Regions from separate parts of the Mus musculus genome. Here region 1 is linked to region 2. A link is a contact called in ENCODE Hi-C or POLR2A ChIA-PET data. All regions are on one chromosome and are shown on one strand. Each heading gives the region's core, a stretch centred on a gene start or an enhancer-like site at or near the end of the contact. The rest is flanking DNA. Distances are from core to core; before and after follow the strand shown.

What was found. A loop is a pair of places that touch in the nucleus more often than their neighbours do. ChIA-PET counts read pairs that join two places held with the same protein, here RNA polymerase II (POLR2A).
Region 1: POLR2A ChIA-PET joins it to region 2 with 13 read pairs in Patski. The contact joins the promoter of Trappc5 here to the promoter of Zfp358 in region 2. A Hi-C loop is called at or near these places in 1 of 37 maps with a recorded cell type or tissue (heart). POLR2A ChIA-PET finds 5 or more read pairs at or near these places in 3 of 5 experiments (Patski and embryonic stem cell).

The regions. Positions count from the first base shown.
Region 1 is chr8:3,672,984-3,678,627 of GRCm38, reverse strand. Trappc5 (trafficking protein particle complex 5) reads right to left here and starts at 2,151. Exons shown (of 2, transcript NM_025701.4): 1 at 2,025-2,151. Gm45231 (a long non-coding RNA gene) reads left to right here and starts at 2,229. Exons shown (of 2, transcript XR_870093.2): 1 at 2,229-2,401; 2 at 4,022-4,608.
Region 2 is chr8:3,490,572-3,497,120 of GRCm38, reverse strand. Zfp358 (zinc finger protein 358) reads right to left here and starts at 3,983. Exons shown (of 2, transcript NM_080461.2): 1 at 3,812-3,983; 2 at 1-1,739. The coding sequence starts at 1,701.

The DNA of each region.
Region 1 (5,644 bases), core at 902-3,401, 180 kb before region 2:
CACAAACCCATACTCAGACACACATGCATATAAATAAAAACAATTAAAATTAAAAAGAAATCTTTCAAGGGAAATAAAAGGGAGTGATAGAAACTACCCCAAAGTTGGAGACTCAAGAGATTTCTTATTCATGAAAAGCACTTGCGGGTAAGGCTCAGTCGGTACAGTGCACTCCGAGCATACATCAGTAATCCCCGAACTCAGGAGGTGAAGGCAGAGGCAAGAGGATCTGGAGTCTGAGGTCATCCTCTGCTACATAGGGAATTTGAGACCAACCTAGGCTACATGAGACCCTTTCTTACTGAAAGGAAAAAAAAAAAAAAAAAAAAAGCTGGAGCGAAAGAAGATCATTTGTTGCTCTTATAGAGAGACCGAGTTTGAATTCCAGCACCCACATGGTGACTCACAACAACCTGTAACTAGATCTAGTAGATCCTCTAACCACTTAGGGCACCAGGCACACACACATTACACATACATATATGCAGGCTGAACACACATACACATAAAATCAAGCTCAAACAAATAAGAAGTCTTCCCAAAGAACTATCAGTGGAACTGGCAAGATGGCTCAGAAGGTAAAGACACTTGCCTGATAAGCCCCATTTGATCCCAGAACCCACAGAGTACAAGGAGAGAACTCACTCTCAAAAGTTGCCCTTTACCCCCATGCACACTCACAAATACACACATGTGCACACAAACATGCAATGAATAAATTTTTTAAATGTAAATAAATAAATCTAAAAAAAATTTTAATGTAATTTTTAAGAAGCTGGCATGTGGCAGGGGAATGGTTAAAACTTAAGGTGCCACACATGATGAATGCACACCTTTAATCCCAGCACTCAGGAAGCAGAGGCATCTCTGTGAGACTGAGGACAGCCAGAGCTGTTACACAGAGAAACTGTCTCAAAAAAATTTAATTAGTCAATCAATCAATCAAAAAGGTGGAATACAGAGAGGCCACAAAACTGGAGGAGCACACCTGCAGCCCCAGCACTCCAGAGACTGAGGCAGTAAGATGGCAGAAAGTGGCCAGCCCGGGTGAGTTCCAGGACTGCCTAGAGCACAGTGAGACCCTGTGCAATGGTTCGTCTTCACGACCTAGATTTAGAATCACCATGAAAACACGTCTCTGGATTTCCAGAGGGAAGACCCAGTATGAATACAGGCATCACCACCCTAAGGTAAAAAGAAGGAAGTGATCTTGGCGCCAGCATTCGACTGTGGATGCAATGCCAGCGGCCTCATGCTCCTGAAACCATGTGTCAATAGCCGAATAAACAGACCTTTCCTTCTTCTGGTTGCTTTTGTCGGGTATATATGACCACAACAAGAAGGAGAAAAGCACTAATACACTCTGTCTTTAAAGCGGGGGCGGGACATTGGTGAATGGAGAGGGGACAAAGGACAGTCAATTATGTTTTCCCTAGCCGGCATGTGCTCCAGCTCTGACTACCCTAGAGACCTTCCTGCCCAACCCCTCCAGGAAAGCTAGAAAAGTATGTGACAGTAAGGGACACCGGTGAGCCAAGGCCAAGCCAGGAGGGGGTGCAAAAAATTCCCAACCCTGTAACATGAGGTTGGGGAGCGGCGGAAGTGTCTATTTGTCATGAAGGAAGCCGTTTCCACGGTGACCCTTAACTCTAAAAGAGATCCCGTCGGAACTCATACTCCCACAAAGTCTCTAGAAAACTGCACGGATGATGGGGACACTAGTGGAGGAGGCAGGAGGAAGCGGTGAGAGCCTCTGGGCCTCCCGTGCCGGCAGCCGGGAGTCACAACAGTGAATGGAGACCACCAGGTGAAGCCTTCATGGCTTCTGGAGAATGGATTGGAGCCGACAACCCTCCCCTACAAAGCATGTCCCACGGGCCAGGTCTTGGGAGATTAGGATGGACCGTCCGGCTCCCCAGCTGGGGAAAGGAACCGTGCAGAATGCTCGACTGGGCTGCTCTAGGACGCCCGGCCGGGACCGCGGAACCCGCATCACCCCCAGGGGAAACCCAAAGCAGACTGACCCGGGAACGCTGCTCCGGACGCACAGAAAAAAAGACGAGGCCCGAGCGCGCCGGAGAAGGTTCTCGGGCGGGGAAAGGTCTCAACCGGAACTGTGCTGCGGGCGGGTCAGCGGAACTCCTTGATGGCGTCGTAAAAGGCCTGTGAGTGCGCAGGCGTGCGCGGGCTAGCTCGTTTGCGCACGGAGGGCGGGGCAATGCGGTGACCGAGAGGGGCCGCAAGGGGGCGCCCGTGTCCAAGCCCCGCGGCGCAGAACGCTGGTGGGCACTGGGCTATGAGATCTTGCTATAAAAGCTGGCTTTTGAGCAAGAGTGTAGTATGCAAAGTATTCTATCCCAGGAGCACGTGCATGCCCTCGGGCACGTATCTTCTTAAGTATGTAAGTACGTGAACTGTAGACGTGATGTATTTACACGCAATTTCCCCTGACACGTGATTTTTTTTTTACCAGTGGGTGAAGGAGAACGCTTGATCTGGGGGTGTTTTTCCATCTTTCACAGATGGTGTAGCTGCAGTGTTTTAGAAGTAGTAGTAGTTTTACCTGCGGAGGCGTCTGACCATCCTTATCCTCCCTTTGTGTGTCAGTGTGTCTCATGTGCCCAACACTCCTGTGTGCAGAGACCAGAGGTTGACACTGAGTCTATCTCTATTGCTCTGGAACTTATTTTAAGACAGGGTCTAACTACTGGACCTGGGGTAACCATTTCTGCTAGCTGTCAAGCATCTCAGAAAATCCTTCTGTCTGCCCCACAAACACCTCACTGGCTGGCAGTTCTGGGGTTACAGGTGTGACCAACACACCCAGCAATTTTTTTTTTTTAATGTAGGTACTCAGGATCAAACTCAGATCTTTACAATTGTACTTTATCTATTAAGACACCTCCCCAGCCCCTTAATTTTTTGTGCTGTATATTGGTTGGTTGGTGGTTGTTTGAAACAGTCTTGCTATGTAGACCAAGATGACAACAAAATTAAGGTGATATATGTGCCCAGAGCTTCCCGTGTTTAGCTGATCTTTTTAAGAGGAAACACAAGCGGCAGAAAGAATGTAGGTCATTTTCTCCTGGAGTCTATTCATATCTCCAACCTGCATAAGTCAGGTGCAGGTTTAATTATGTCTTTTACAATGCTGCAGATGAAACCCAGGGCCTCACAATGGCTAGGCAAGTGCTTTACAGATGAACCATGCCACTGCCCCATATGCTTAATTTAAAAATTCATAGCATTGACTGAGACAGATGCAGATACTTACACCCAACCATTGGACTGAAGTCGGGGACCCCTATGTTTGAATTAGGGGAAGGATTGAAGAAGCTGAAGGGGAGAGCATGACCCCACAGGAAGACATTCTTACTCTCTCTGACTCTCTTCCCTCCCTGACCCCTTTCTCCCTCTCTCCTCATCCCCCTCCCCCTCTCTCCACAGGTTCCTGGCTGGCCTCTCCTCTTCTCTCCGCCTCTCTCTCTCTCTCTCTCTCTCTCTCTCTCTCTCTCTCTCTCTCCTCCCTTCCCAATCAGTCAGGGAGCCTGCGTGGGTCAGACATAGATCCTCTGACTACATATTATGTTTTGTAGCTTGATCTTCCTGTAGGATTCCTAACAGTGGGAGCAGGGGCTATCTCTGACTCTTTAGCATGCTTTTGGGACTCTTTTTCTCCTATTGAGTTGCCTTGTCCAGGCTAAATATAAGAGGATGTACCTAGTCTCATTGCAACTTGATTGGCTGAGATCCCTGGGAGGCCTGCCCTTTTCTGAAGGAGTGGATCTGGGGGAGAGGGATGGTGAAAGGGAGGGAGCTGGAGGAGAGGAGGGAGGCGGGGCTGCTATCAGGGCGTGATATCTGAGAGAAGAATTAAAAGAACTATGAGAAGAAATGAAAACAATGTGGGGCTTTCTAGCTAAAGAATTCAAAATTTTAAAAATAAACGAATAAATACCAGCATTCAATAGGCAGAGGCAAGTGGCTCTCTATGAGTTTAAGGACAACCTGGTCTCCACAGGGAGGTCCACACCAGCCATGTCTACATAATGAGATCCTGTCTCAGAAAAGAAAAGGAGAAGAAAGAGGAGGGGGCTATGTGCCTGTGGAGGCCAGAAGACAACCTTGAATGTTCAGACCAGGCTGACATCGAACTCACACCCTGCCTTCCTCTGCTGCCTGAGTGCTGGGATGAAAGGCGTGCACCACCACACCTGGTGTTGGCTTCATTTTGAAATATGGTCTCTTTCTGGGTCTTGGAGCGCCCTAATTCAACTGAGATGGCAGACCATGAGCCTCAGAGTTCCCCTCCCCTGTCTTTGTCTCCTCAGCTCTGGGATTACGGTTGTGCGCCTATATGTCTGGCCTTACATGTGGGTTTTGGGAATTGAAGCAAGACCCTAATCCTTGTGCAGCAAGCACTTTACAGACGAGGTCATCCCCTGGCCCAAAATACTATTTTTTAAATGCTTTAGTACATTTTAGTGCTGGAGAGATGGCTCAGTGGTTCATCCCTTTACTATATAGAGACTACCCATAAGTTCTGTGACTCTAGTGAACCCTGACTACTACAATAAAGAAATGTTAATAATGGGTATTGATTTTTAATTTTCCTTATGTCTCTTGTCTTTGCTATTACCACTTCTTCCTAGTGTTAAAAAACCAAGTGTGTATTTTCAAAATAGATACAGCTCAGCTCATACTGCCCGCGCTTGAAGAACACAAAAGCTGCTACTGGACAGCATGAGTGGAGAAATTTATCTTTTTCTCTCTCTCAATGAGAGGCTAGGCAAAGTGGTGCACACCTTTAATCTCAGCAAGAAGCAGGCAGAGACAGGTGGATCTCTGTGAGTTTAAGACCAGCCTAGTCTACATAGCAAGCTCCATAGCAACCAAGGTCATATAGCGAGACCCTGCCATAAACAAAACAACACAGGGGGAGGGAGGGAGGGAGGGAGAGAGAGAGGGAGAGAGAGAGAGAGAGAGAGAGAGAGAGAGAGAGAGAGAGAGAGAGAGCTGTTACAGTGACTCAGGCCTGTAGGTAGTCTCAGCATTTAGGAAGCTAAAGCAGAATGGGTTTTGAGTTCAAAGCCAGCCAAGGTTATAGAGTAAGACCCTGTCTCAAAAGAACCAATGACAGAAAAAAAAGTGACAGAGAAAAGAAGACACTGGAACGCCATGGATAAGATTGCTTGACTCCCAAAAAGGAGGTCCAGCAACAGGCCCAAAGTGGGATCCAGCTCAAGGGAAGGTCCCAAGGTCTGACACTATTACTGAGGCTATGGAGCACTCACCAAAAGGGATCTATCATGACTGCCCTCCAAGAGACACTTGTACTCTCTGACTCTTCTCACTGGCCCTCAGTCAACAGACATTTCCCAAGCACCTCAAAGTCACGTTGGATCCAAAGCCTGGATCCAAAGCCTGGGGAGATAGGAGGAAGGAAGACATCTGCCTGGGGCTTTTATATTCTAGTGTTCGCCGGAGTGGAAGTGCCCTGGGTCCCTCTGATTGTAACTAGGTGGATATAACTCATAGGTGAAAACATAAACGTATGAGCTATGAATCCCCAACCCGGCCAACAGCCATGCCATCTGTAACAACGGGTCTGGTTTAAGGTCAGCTTAGGCTACAGAGAAGAAAA
Region 2 (6,549 bases), core at 2,734-5,233:
CAGCAATGCCCCTTCCTCCTTTACCCACTTGGGACTTTCTCCAGTTGGAAGGGCTGGGCTGGAACTGTCGTGAGTCGGAGAGCAGGGGTCAGTTTGGGACTTGGGTTTGGGGTCAGGACTGGGGACAAGATCGGGGTTAGGGCTGGGATCAGATTCTTGGTCAGGACTGGGTACCACATCAGGATCAGCAACATGGCCTGGCTTAGGGTCAGAAGACAAAACAAGATCGGGACTAGAGATAGATCCTGAGTGGGTCTGAAGGATGGGATTTTGGAGTGAACCCAGTACAGAAGTAGGGGCAGAACTTCGGGCAGAGCTGGCTCCAGAACTGAGGCCCAGGCCAGATTCCAGCACAGAAACAGCATCAGGACCCAGGAAAGAGATCTGCCCTGGCCTCATCATAGATACTGGGCTCAAACCAGACCCGAGGCCCAGCCCAGCTGCTGCGGCCGCTGCAGCGGCGGCAGCAGCAGCAGCGGCGGCGGCTGCTGCAGCTCCCTCATGCACACGCTTATGTTTGGTGAGGCTGGAGGCTTGGCCAAAGGCTTTGCCACAGAGCTGACAACGGTAGGGGCGCTCGCCAGAATGCACGTGGAGGTGTTGTAGGAGTGCTGAACTCTGCCCAAAGGCCTTGGAGCAGTGTGGGCAGGCATAAGGTCGCTCACCAGTGTGGATTCGGAGGTGGTGCTGCAAGTTGGAGCTCTGCCCAAAGGCTTTGCCACAGTGGGGACAGCGGTAGGGACGCTCAGCAGTGTGGGTGCGCTGATGCTGGAGCAACGCTGAGCTCTGCCCAAAGGCCTTGCCGCACTGCGGGCATGGGTAGGGACGCTCGCCTGTGTGGGTGCGCAGGTGTTTAAGTAGCGCAGAGCCCTGCCCAAAGCCTTTGGCACACACTGGGCACTTGTGGGGACGAGGGCCGCCGTGCGTGCGCAGGTGTTGGGCCAGCAACGAGCCATGACCGAAGGCCTTGCCACACACGGGACAGTGGTGTGGCTTCTCCCCACTGTGGCTGCTTCGATGCTTGAGCAGTGTGGATCGCCAGCCAAAGGCCTTGCCGCAGGCAGCACACTGGTAGGGCCGTGCACCTGTGTGGATGCCACGATGCTGGGCCAGTGTGGCGCCATGGCTGAATGACTTGCCACAGTCGGGACAGCGGTAAGGCTTCTCTCCACTGTGTGTGCGTCGGTGCTGGCTCAGCCCAGAGCTGCGACGGAAGGCTCGCCCACAATCAGGACAAGAGAACGGACGAGGTGGACTGGCAGGGGCAGGAAGCACCGCTGGACTGGTGGCCAAGATTTCGGGGGTGGCAGTGAGGCCAGAAGGAAGGGAATCCACATCTGGAGCAGCAGGGCTGGGGGTGTCATTGCTTGGGTCGAGAACTAGTGGCACCGGGCCAATCACGTCAGGATCAGGATCGAGGTCGAAACTCGAAGACATGGGATCCAGATCTTGGGAATCCAAGTCTGGCTTCCCCAAGATGGATCGTGGAGCTTCGTCTGCTTCAGGGTCCAGATCTTCTAAGCTGGCGTCTCCATCTTCTGAGACAGTGTTGAGGTCTTCTGGCTCTGGCTCAGGGCTTTCAGAAATAGGATCAGGATCTTTGGGACTGGAGTCCAGGTCTTCTGGGTCTGAGTGAAGGTCTCCATAAAGGGGCCTAAGATTCTTATGGCCCGGATTCCTAACCAGAACTGAGCGCCTCATCCTGAAAGTAGAACTGCTTGCAGCTTCTGGAACAGGACCTGCAGTATGAGGACAGGAGGTTGGTGGAGGGAGGTTCTTGGGGAGAGAGGACTGGCCATGCCACACCAAAGTCCCTGGTGAACATATACAGTTCTTGTTCTTGACTTTAACCACAGGAAGAGTCCTAACCGGTGTCCCAGCTAGGATTTGGAAGAGAAGGATCCTAGTGCTGGGACTCTCACTTTTCACCTCAAACCTGGATGGGGGCCATCTTGGGATCTTGTTCTTTTTTTTGAACAGGGGCTTGCATAGCTCCAGCTGTCTCTCAACTCGTAATCAAGGAGGATGTTAAACTACTTATACTCCTGCCTCAACCTCCTGTGCGGAAGTACAGGGAGTGCACAAGCATATTCAGCTTATGTGGTACTGGTTTCCTGAATGGTAGATGAGCACTCCACCCTCTGAGCGGCATCCCAGACCCCCATCCCGAGCTCTATGTAGTACGTGGACTTGGGTGTTATGGAAGGCGGTTCTCAGATCTGATACCCTAAATCTGGGGGAAAGGGTGTTGTGGTTCTTTTTTCATGAGGTCATGGTCTGAATTCTTGCCCCACCCTGCAAACTGGTAGATCTGGGGGTCCCTGATAAAGAGGGGAATGTGTGTGACTTGTCTTACCGAAGTAGAATGGGTAGTGGTAAGGATGGGAAGTTAAGGATACCTAGTAGTCCTTCTCTGTCACGGTGAAAACTGCAGGGCTCCTTGTTTGCTTCCAGGAAAGAATTCTAGACCTCTCTAGAATTCTAGCTTGAGTGAGATATGTTCTGTCTTAAACCAGAGGACAGGGAGTGGAAACCTGAGCTAGCAGTGGTGGCACACATCTGTTATCCCAGCATCTTTTGAGGATGAGGCTGGCAGATCTGATCAGCCTGGGCTACAAAATAATAACGTTTTTCAAAACTAAGGAGGGGTGCATACATGGCCCCCTTCTGGGGAAAGGGGCAGAAGGATCACTAAGAACTCCACAGCCAGAGGGTGGAGAGAGCAGTTAATATAGCAATTTTCCAATTGGCTTATAAGATTGTGGATTTTAACCCCTTGGTGAAGAGCCGGTGATAACTATAGCTTGGGGGGGGGCCTCTGGGGGGTTACAGAGAGAACTGGGGGGTGGGGCACAGAGGGCTGAGGAGGAATGTCTTCAAGGGAAGGGAGTTCCTGAACCACACACTCCTTGATTAGGGTATGAAGACTGTTTTAGGGAAAGAGGCAGATGTGGAGAAAGAGTAACACCTCTCTACCTTGGGGCTAAGTGAACTCTTTGTTGGGCTGGGCTCCAGGGGACTAGGGAGACCTACCTGACCCCAACCTCACAGTCAGGAGATAGTACACAGAGGGGCGCTGAGTTTCCCCCAACAGTTTCTCTACCTAGGCCCAACTGCTGGAGATTAGTGGGCAGTACCCCGGGGTCTCCGCCCAGATTTCTGGAGACAAGGTATTTTTAGATTGCCTTCGAAGGAAGCAGCCTCATGAACTCCCATCTTGAATGGAAACTCACATCTGTCTCGTAGATGTGCAGAGGGCAGGTGCACCCCGATCATCTCTTGGGAAAATGAGCTTCCAGAGCTCTACATCCTAAGACTGAATGTGGAAGATAACAATAACTGGGATTTTTCTTGGGATTCTTGAGGTAACACGACACCTCCCTTCTGAACACACACACACTATGGAGTATAAAGTCCCACATAGGAAGAACAATGCCCCAAGCTTCTCTTGGTTTCCAGAAAAAAAGAACCCCCTTCTGAAACAAGGAGGTGTTCTGTTCTGTGGGTTCCGAGCTAGCGGGCGCCTCCACCCATCCGGATCTCAGATTCACTGTAGATTAGGGGGTGGTCCCGCCGTTGGCCGGATAAACGTACTAGGCCTGAGCTCCTCCGGACCCCCTTCCCACCGCGTCCGCCACCTTGACCCCCCAAGTAGAGCGCTGGCACCATGTACTCTGCAAGGGGTGCGTAGAGATAGCCTGGGGCCGCGCCCCGCACCCTGCTCTTAGTGTTGAGGGGTCTCCTCCCAACCACCTCCCCCTTTTGTCCAGCCTTCCCCAATCCAGCCCGATCCGCTTTCGGGGTCACTCACCCGATGCCCCTCGCCCCTGCCCGGCCTGGCTGCACTCGCGCTGGCCAGCCGGTGTCTCCCCGCCCCAGGCTTGCAGGAAACCCCACCGATCGCCAGACCCGCTGGCGGCCCCCTCGGCCCAGCGGCCCCGCCAGGCACTCCCGGGGAGCGAGAGGGGCCGGCCGAGGGCCGCTGCGGGAGCTGCTGGGACTTGTAGTTCGCTCGAGCCCTCCGCGGCCGGCGCCATCGCTGCCCCCGCGCCGCCCCACCCCACCCCCCCGCCCCCGGGCCAAGCCTTTGTCCCGACCAGGGCCACCCGAGCTGGCGCGCGTCCAGTCTTTGTTTGCGCCCTACCAACCCGCGCCACCCTAACCCTCCATGCACCCATGTGACTTTTCGGGCCCCTTCTCCGACCCCCGATCTTGACTCTCCATCTGTATCTCTGTCTCCATCTGTCCATCTTTCTTCCATTCTGTCCCCTCCTCTCCATCTCTTTCATTATCTTCTTTAAAAAATGGATTCAGTGCCTATGCATGCCGTGTTGCGCATGGGGAAATCAGTAGATAAGTTCCAGGAGTCCGTTCTCTCCTTATTCCATCCCAGGGATAGAACCAGGGTCTGCAGGCTTGGCCGTGCACTTTTACATGCTGAACTATCTCTCCAGTCCTCCTTTTTTCCCCATTCTCCTTCTCTACCGTAATTTATTTTTTCCTCTTTTAATTTCTTTGCCTCTGGCCCAGTCATTTTCTCTGCCTCTGCCTTTTGTCTCTGCCTACCTTTGTCTTGCCTTCTTTTTCATTTCTCTATCTTGTTTCAAACACCAGCTATCATGATACTCAAATTATATAAGCAAGAGGCCGGGGGAGGGTGTGCTTTGAGAAGGCCTGCAATTTAAATATGCACTTGTCTTTTCTTCATCTAGTATTATCTCAGAAAGTTTAGGGCTGTCAAAATGGCTCAGTGGGTGATGGTTTGTGGTAAGACAGGTGGTTAGAGAGGTGACCCAGTCGGTAAACTGCTTGTTGCAGAAGCTGAAGACCTGGCTTGAGATCTCTGTCACCTATGTGGAAGGACAGATTCAGTGGTGGGTATCTAGAATCCTAGCTTTGAGGTGGCTGAGGCAAGAAGACCCAAGGGCTCACTGGCCAGCCAGTCTAGCTGAATCAGTGAGCTCCCAGGGTCATTGTGAGACTGTGTCTCAAAAAGTAAGGTTGGAGGGACAACCAAGTGGCTTAGTGGGTAAAGGTGCTTGGTGAAAGGCCAAGGACCCGAGTCTGATTCCTTAGGACCAACATGGGTGGAAAGATCAAACTATTTTCTAACCTCCACATGGAAGATATACACACACCACTACATAAATAAATGCAATTTTAAAAAATTAAAATAAGGTGGGACCCATTGAGGAAGACACCTGAAGTCAATCTCTCTAGTCCACATATATGTGTAAGTACAAGTTCTCCCCCTCCCCTGTCTCTATCACACAAGTGCACACACACAGAGTTTTTGTTGATAGTAGAATCTTTCACTAATTTTAGGTAACCTTTTGCCCTCTGATCCTTCCATTTTCTCAGCTTCCTATTCAAATGACAGGTGACACCAGAGGCAGTCCAGGAGGCTGGACCAAGAGCTGATTTCTGGAAGACGTTAGCCAGGACCAAGGAAGGCTCTAGACCACACTTTAAAGCCCCAGCTCCCTCCACCGCAGGGGGAATGAAAACAAGCCCAGGGGGATCTGGCAGCTGGACTCTGGATGTTGCTGCCTGAGTATAAACAGTGGTCACAAAGAGAAATTAATGGTACAGCAAGGCTACCCTCTGACCAAAGCTGAATTAAGATAGACACAAGAATAGGTTGCAGCTAGAACAATGACCACACATCTCCTCTTGTCCCCATAACACACATGACTGCCCGTTTGCCAGCCATAACCCACACTACTTTCAACCCACCCACATCGCTGAGATAAAAGTAGCTGGAATCCCAGCCACAGACTGGGATTAACCATAACCATGGCACTAACCATAATTTTCCCTAAAACTACCCAGCCTGAGTCCATGCCACCCACAGAAGTCTCCCAACACCCCCTTCCAGAGAGCACCCTCTTTTCCCCTTGAGATCAGTCTCACTGTACACAGATATTAGTCTCCTCCCTCCCTTCCCTCCTCTTTTCCTCTACAAGGTCTCTTGTAGCCCAGGTTGACCTCAAATTTACTATGTAGCTGAGGATGTCCTTAAACTTCTAATACTTTTGCCTCCACCTTAAAAAAAAAAAAGATTGATTTATTATATGTAAGTACACTGTAGCAGTTTTCAGACACTCCAGAAGAGGGCATCAGATCTGATTACAGATGGTTGTGAGCCACCATGTGGTTGCTGGAATTTGAACTCAGGACCTCTGGAAGAGCAGTCAGTGTGCTTAAACACTGAGCCATCTCTTCAGCCCCCCGACCTTGCTTTTTTTTTTTTTTTTTTTTTTTAATTACATTTATGGGGCTGTTAAGATGGATTGGCAACTCTTGCAGAAGACTCAGATTTAGTTTCCAGTACTTACATGGCAGCTCACAACCCTCTGTAACTCCAGTTCCAGGGGATCTAACATTCTCTTCTGGCACCAGGCATACACACAGCACACATACATACATGTAAGCAAACACTTATATTCATAAAATAAATATTTTTTTAAAGATTTATTTATTGATTATATATAAGTACACTGTAGCTGTCTTCAGACACTCCAGAAGAGGGCGTCAGATCTCGTTATG